Regions from separate parts of the Homo sapiens genome. Here region 1 is linked to region 2. The links are chromatin loops, found by intact Hi-C in ENCODE. Cell type or tissue: heart left ventricle. All regions are shown on one strand. Links, peaks and the distances in the headings refer to the core of each region. The heading gives the core; the rest is flanking DNA. Region 1 has its middle 41 kb from the start of LINC02907. Region 2 has its middle 130 kb from the start of LINC02907.

Evidence for each region. A loop is a pair of places that touch in the nucleus more often than their neighbours do. Peaks named below come from ENCODE experiments on the same cell type or tissue, not always from the same donor. Only the 100,000 strongest peaks of a DNase experiment are listed, where the experiment ranks them.
Region 1: a loop joins it to region 2, with 2.8 times the contacts of the local background. A loop is called at or near these places in 2 of 110 quality-filtered maps.

Annotation. Positions count from the first base shown.
Region 1 is chr9:135,300,756-135,303,660 of GRCh38, reverse strand. No RefSeq gene overlaps it. Among named protein-coding and RNA genes, the nearest start is that of LINC02907, 41 kb to the left of the region's middle. In heart left ventricle, for the core only: no CTCF peak of the experiment used is centred there; no DNase peak of the experiment used is centred there; H3K27me3 peaks cover 2,366 bases.
Region 2 is chr9:135,214,312-135,217,216 of GRCh38, reverse strand. No RefSeq gene overlaps it. Among named protein-coding and RNA genes, the nearest start is that of LINC02907, 130 kb to the left of the region's middle. In heart left ventricle, for the core only: no CTCF peak of the experiment used is centred there; a DNase peak (open chromatin) is centred at 1,596; H3K27me3 peaks cover 915 bases.

The DNA.
Region 1 (2,905 bases), core at 107-2,606, 87 kb before region 2:
CCCATTCAATCTCATGTGGGCTGTCTGAGGGACTGGGGATTTTAAAATATATAATTGGAAAGTTATTAGCAATTGACTTCCAATAAATTCATGTGAGGGGAGCCAGGGCCAATCAGGAAATTTCAGCCCATTTAGGCTAAAACACAGAGTTGGATCCTGAGTGTCTGGGCATGTGCGTGGGAAGAGTGAGGAGGTGGGAGGGGCTGAGATTTTAGGTGCAGAGCTGATTGTATCCAGACAGGCAGGGCTGTGGTTTCTGTTTCACTTTGTGTTCTGCAGACAAAGGCAACAGTAATAGTTATATCCTTTTAAACAGCAATTTGCAGTCGGTAATATCCTTTCCCCAGTCCGTCCTCACCTGACCCTCAAAACAGCCTTGGATGGAGGGGAAATGGTCCCACTCCCCAGGCTAGAGCTGCAGAAGGCCAGGGCGCTCCCTGCCGTGAGGGCCAGACATGGCTTGGAGCCCCACCGGTCCAGCTCCCGGCACCATGAGAACTTGCTGGAGCGGGGGGCATCTGAGAGTGAGTGTGTGTCCGGGAACATCCTACTTCTTTTCCCTCGAGTACGACACGCCCACTCTTGGAAGATTAGGAAGTAAAACATGATCTAGATGAGGGCATCAGTTAGCATCTCATCATCCTTCCTGGTTCACGCCAACCTTCCCGGCTTCTGTGTGTGTCTGCGACCTGCTTGTCTGGGAGCACCGTTCGGGGCACCTTTCCCTGGGGACAGCTGAGGTGGTGGAGCCACGTCAGCTGGGTGAGGGCTTCTTCGGGTGCTGAGTCCTAATCAGCGTCATCAGCCCCTGCATAAGCAGCTTCAGGGCTTTCACTCGGTCACTGCTGAGATGAACATCTTTGGGTCCCTGTAGCATTAGATCCTCAGGACACACGTTCGTGAAGTGCAATGGCCAGGCAACAGGGTGCTCCATTTGTACAGCTTTTCATTCATTGCTGGGGTGTCGGGCTCCTAGCAGCAGGTCCAGCCCAGTCCCCACAAGGAATGGCCCCTGCAGACCCCAAGTGCCAGCTCCAGGACTGGTGTGAGGGGAGCCCAGCTGCCTTGCCAGAGCCCCCTGCCCTCCTATCTTTGGGACATTTGCTCATCTGTGGCTGAGGGATGTTGTGTTCCCGCTGAGGGTGCTTGCCCACCAGGCACAGATGTAGAGAAGAGAGGAGAGGAGGCCCCTGAGTCCGGAGTCTGAGCAGGGATTCCAGGTGTTCCTCTGCTCTGGGTGGCAGCAGAGTGGGCGGCCGGCTTGCCAAGGCTTCAGGACAACCACGTCCGACAGGGAGTGGAGGGGAGGGGACAGGATTGACGTTCACAATCACGAGAAATGAAGATGTTGGCGGCTGCCTTTGCTGGCTCTGAGATGCCATTGCCTTCATTGAGGGACCGACTATTTTGATTCAGGCTAATGCTGCTGATGGGCGGGGTCTCCACTGAGAGCTGACTTATCTGGAGACCTTGCCCTGAGCCCCCAGGAGGGTGAGGGCCCCTCCTCAGTGCTCCCCGGGGAGACCCTGACCACCCAGTTCTGCGTGGAGTGGGGGAACCTGGACCCTGCCTCTGCCCCCAGAGAGGAAGGAGTGCCAGGCCTGCCACCTGCTCCGTGTCTGAGGGGAGCACAGGGGCCAGCAGGTGAGGCTCCCACCGAAGCAGTCCTGTGGGGAGGAGCAGGAGGCCTGGTGGATTCCACGTGCAGCTGGTCGGGCTCCCCGGACGTGTTTGAGACGGCAGCTGGTGTGCATATCTTCCAACCCAGCGAGGCATAGTGAGCCGGCCCCACGCTCCCGCCCAACAGTGACCAACAGGCCCCACGCTCCCGCCCAACAGGCCGTGAGCTCCTGTGGTGTCGTCAGGGTCCGAGAAGCCTGATTCGGGAATTCTGCCTGTCGTGAGCGGCCCTGAGAATTCACACAGTCAGTGGCCTCACTCCTCACCTCGACTTTTCATTCAACCAACACATCCAGTACCCGCCGTGCCCTGTACCGCCCCCCTCCGCCTCCTATCGTCCCGGGAGACTAGAGGTCACTTCCCTGCTTTACCCAGGAAAGAACCAGAATGCAGGTCTCTATGCCCACGGCCGTGCAGCGCCACGACCTCACAGGGCCTCCCGGGGCAGTCCCATGTGGGAGCCCAAGAAGGTGGGCATTGCGTTGAGCTGGGAGATCTCTGAACCCTGGAGAGTTCCCCAAAGCAGTGTTTTCTGATGGGACATACCCGGCTCCAGGAAGTCACCCCTGCCAACCTGCCTCAGGGTCTGAGGTGGTGACTGATCTCAGGGGCTCAGGTCAGGGGCAGGGGCAGGTGCAGGAGGCGGTGGAGGGGGAGAGGGGCAGTTTGAGCTCGAGGACCCGCCCCTGGGACTCTCTCACCTCTAGCTGCACAGAGTTGAAGAAGCTGCCCCACGGTGCAGAGTGACCAGGAAGTCTCGTTGATTTCTTGCCTTCCACAGGGGGACTCTAGCTGGCAACTTTGCTCAGGGACCCGGATTTTGGATTTTTACTTTATACACACCAGCCAGGGTGGAGTGTGGGCTTCTTTGGGACTTTTGACTTGAGGCAGAGTCTCCCATTCTGACTGGGGGCTGCTGTTTGAGACAGCTGGAGGCTGGGTGGATTAGCTGCTCACTCAGCTGATTCTCCTCCTCCTTCGAGACGCAGGGCCCTGATCTAGCTCACGCCCCATGGCTCCCTGAGGAGGTGGCAGACACCTGGAGACACAGGGAGAGGGAGAAAGGAAAGAAACCAGGCATGGGTGGAGCCTCCGCCTTGAGCGTCTGCCCACACCTGCGGGTGGTGCCAATTCCAGCCAGGAAATGCTTCTCCCAGCCTCCCCTCACCCAGGGCGCCCAGCCCCAAGCCCTCCATCTGGGCATCTTCCTAAGCATTGGGCCCCA
Region 2 (2,905 bases), core at 189-2,688:
TGGTAGCTGACAGCACCTCTGAATGATGCTTTACAAGCCTGGAAGTGTAGGGCCTGGCTACCTCCCATGAGAACAGATAGGAGCAGAGTTAAGTGCTTTTGCAAAAGCCTGAGGTCCTGCCAAGACCAGGCAGCCCCGGAAGGCACGCGCCGCCCTTCGAATCGTGTGTGTTTGGGGAGATTTTTAGGCCATTGGAAAGGCCATCTGTACCTTATCACGTTTTCCTCCTTGTCTTCTATGTGTTGATTCCAATGTGTCCCACGTTTCAGTGCTTTTTCTCTGTGTTGTGAAATGTCACTGGAAAACCAGGCTCCAGATGCACCCCCTTCCCCCTCCTCACTCACACTCACTCTCCTTCCCACGAGGGCTGCCAGATTTAGCAAGAACGAAACAAAACAATGCCAAACAGTGCTGGATGCCCAGTTATATTCGCATTTCAGAGAAACAATATATATATTTTTGTACAACTATGTCCCGTGCAATATTTGGGACAAACTTACATCAACACAATGATTTGTTGTTTATTTGAACTTCAGACTCTACAGGGTGTCAGGCCATATATCTGGCAACCCCATTCCCAGCCCACACTCCCCCAACACAGTCTAGGATCCTATTAAGCCACTGTGTCTTGCTGGCTACCTACCAGCATGGGCAGCCATGGCTTCTTCCCCAGACCCTGATGTGGGGCTCCTGGGCCCCAAGGGAAGGGAAGCTGGAATCAGGCAGAGCCTGTGTGCAGAGTGCGGTCCCGGGGTCAGGGCACCAGTTTCAGTAGCTTCTGAAAAGGGTCTGTGGCTCACAAGAAGAATAACCACAGGGGGGCCTGAGGATGACCAGGGTGTGGACAGGTGGACAGTGGCCCGAAGTCCCCACGCTGCCTTGGCCTTACTCCTTGGGCCACATTGTAGGAGAGGCCTGAGGGCAAGCACATCAGGCACTTGGCCTCCTAAACCCGGCGGTAACGTCCTTGTGGAGGTTGACATGGGGGCCGTATTCCCTGCTTGGGGCTACCCTGTCCCTATTAAAAGGTCTGAGCCGGGGGCTCCAGCACCCAGGAGATCAGTAGGTCTGAGACCATCATTCCTGATGGGGAAACTGAGGCCAGTTTCCTGAGGGGAGCCTGACGTGTGTGTGGGAGGGGAGTGTGAGTGGACAGCAGGTCTCTGGCCTTGGGCGACCAGGACCCACCAAGGTGGAGAGTCCTGTCCAGCCGGGCTTCGGTGCCATCCTCAGTAACCACAGGGGGAAGGCCCAGGCTGGGGAACTCCAACACCTGGGGCTCGTGCTGGGCTCTCAGCCAAGCGCCGAGGCTGCTGTGGCTCCCGGGTTCTCTCCCTCTCCTCTCTGGCCACTCCCTTGCATCACAGAGAGCTTGGTACCTGTGTGTAGGAAGCTTCAGACTCAGACGGAGCTGGGTTCAAGCCCAGGCTTTGCTGCTACTGTGCATGTCCTGAGGCTGCTGCGCTAACCCTCACTCGGTTCAGAGCTGAAAACGATGCAGACGTGTTGTCTCACAGCTCTGCAGGGCAGAAGTCCAAAATAAACCACACTGGGCTGCAGTCCAGGTGTCCACAGGGCTGGCTCCTTCTGGAGGCTCAGGGGAGGGTCCGCTTCCAGCTTCCAGAGGCTGCCTGCAACCCTTCCTCCTCACGCTGCTGTCTCCCTGCCGCTCCCTGGCCTGCCTCTCTCCTCCACTCTTAAGGACTCTTATGATCCCCCTGGGCTCACGTTCTCTCTCTCAAGCGACCTTAATTCCATCTGGAAACATAACTCCCCCTTACCATGTAAAGTAAAATACCCACGGGGTCCCGATATTAGAATGTGGGGTTGCTGTGGGTGATTTTTTCTGTTGCTCACGGGTCAGTGATACCAGTAGGTCAGTGTTTTGTTTCTGTTTTTGTTTTGAGACGGAATCTCGCTCTGTCGCCCAGGCTGGAGTGCAGTGGCGCGATCTCGGCTCACTGCAAGCTCCACCTCCCGTGTCCACGCCATTCTCCTGCCTCAGCCTCCCTAGTAGCTGGGAGTACAGGCGACTGCCACCACGCCCGGCTAATTTTTTTGTATTTTTAGTAGAGACGGGGTTTCACCGTGTTAGCCAGGATGGTCTCCATCTCCTGACCTCGTGATCCGCCTGCCTCGGCCTCCCAAAGTGTTGGGATTACAGGCATGAGCCACCGCACACGGCCAGTAGGTCAGTGTTTAACCTCTTAGAGCCTCAGTTTCCAATTCTGTAGAATGGGGGCAGGGTGATACCCACCCGGCAGGATTCTGGGGTCAGTGGGAACAAGACTGTAAGTCAGGCACACAGCTGCTGGCCTGGAAAAGGTGCTGGATCCGGGGAAGTCACTGCGAGTGGCAACAGGAATGCCGGGAGGCCAGAGCCTGCTGCTCACGACAATCAGGGGTGGTATTGGAGAGGGAGTGCATGTTTTGGGGTGAGGAAAGGGCTGTTGGAGGACGCTGGAGCCCCCAGACCTGCATTCAGTTCTACACTTGGAATGGGGGTGGGGGGACTTTGTTTTTTTTCAGGGCCCAAATGATCAGGCCAAAGGCTCCAATTTCCTGTCCTCCTGGCTTCATCCCACATGTCAACCAAAGGCCCTTTTTATTTGCCACAGAAGACATTTAGCTCTCCGGAGTGGCAATGTACCCAGCGGCCTCAGGCTTCCTCCCACCCCAAGATGCTGCCCAGATCTGAACGTCCCCGGCAGGCAGCTCACCAGTCAATGCTGCCGACTCTATTTGTCAGGAGCAAAATGGCCTCAGCACGTTCGCTGACCGCCAGTGACTCCCAGCAGTACTCAGAGCCCTTTGCCCCGGGGGGCTTCCAAAGCTCTAAATAGCTGCTCATTCTTCTGGGAAGCAGAGCCGGGTGAGGGTGCTTGTCTGTGCAGCTGCAGGCCTG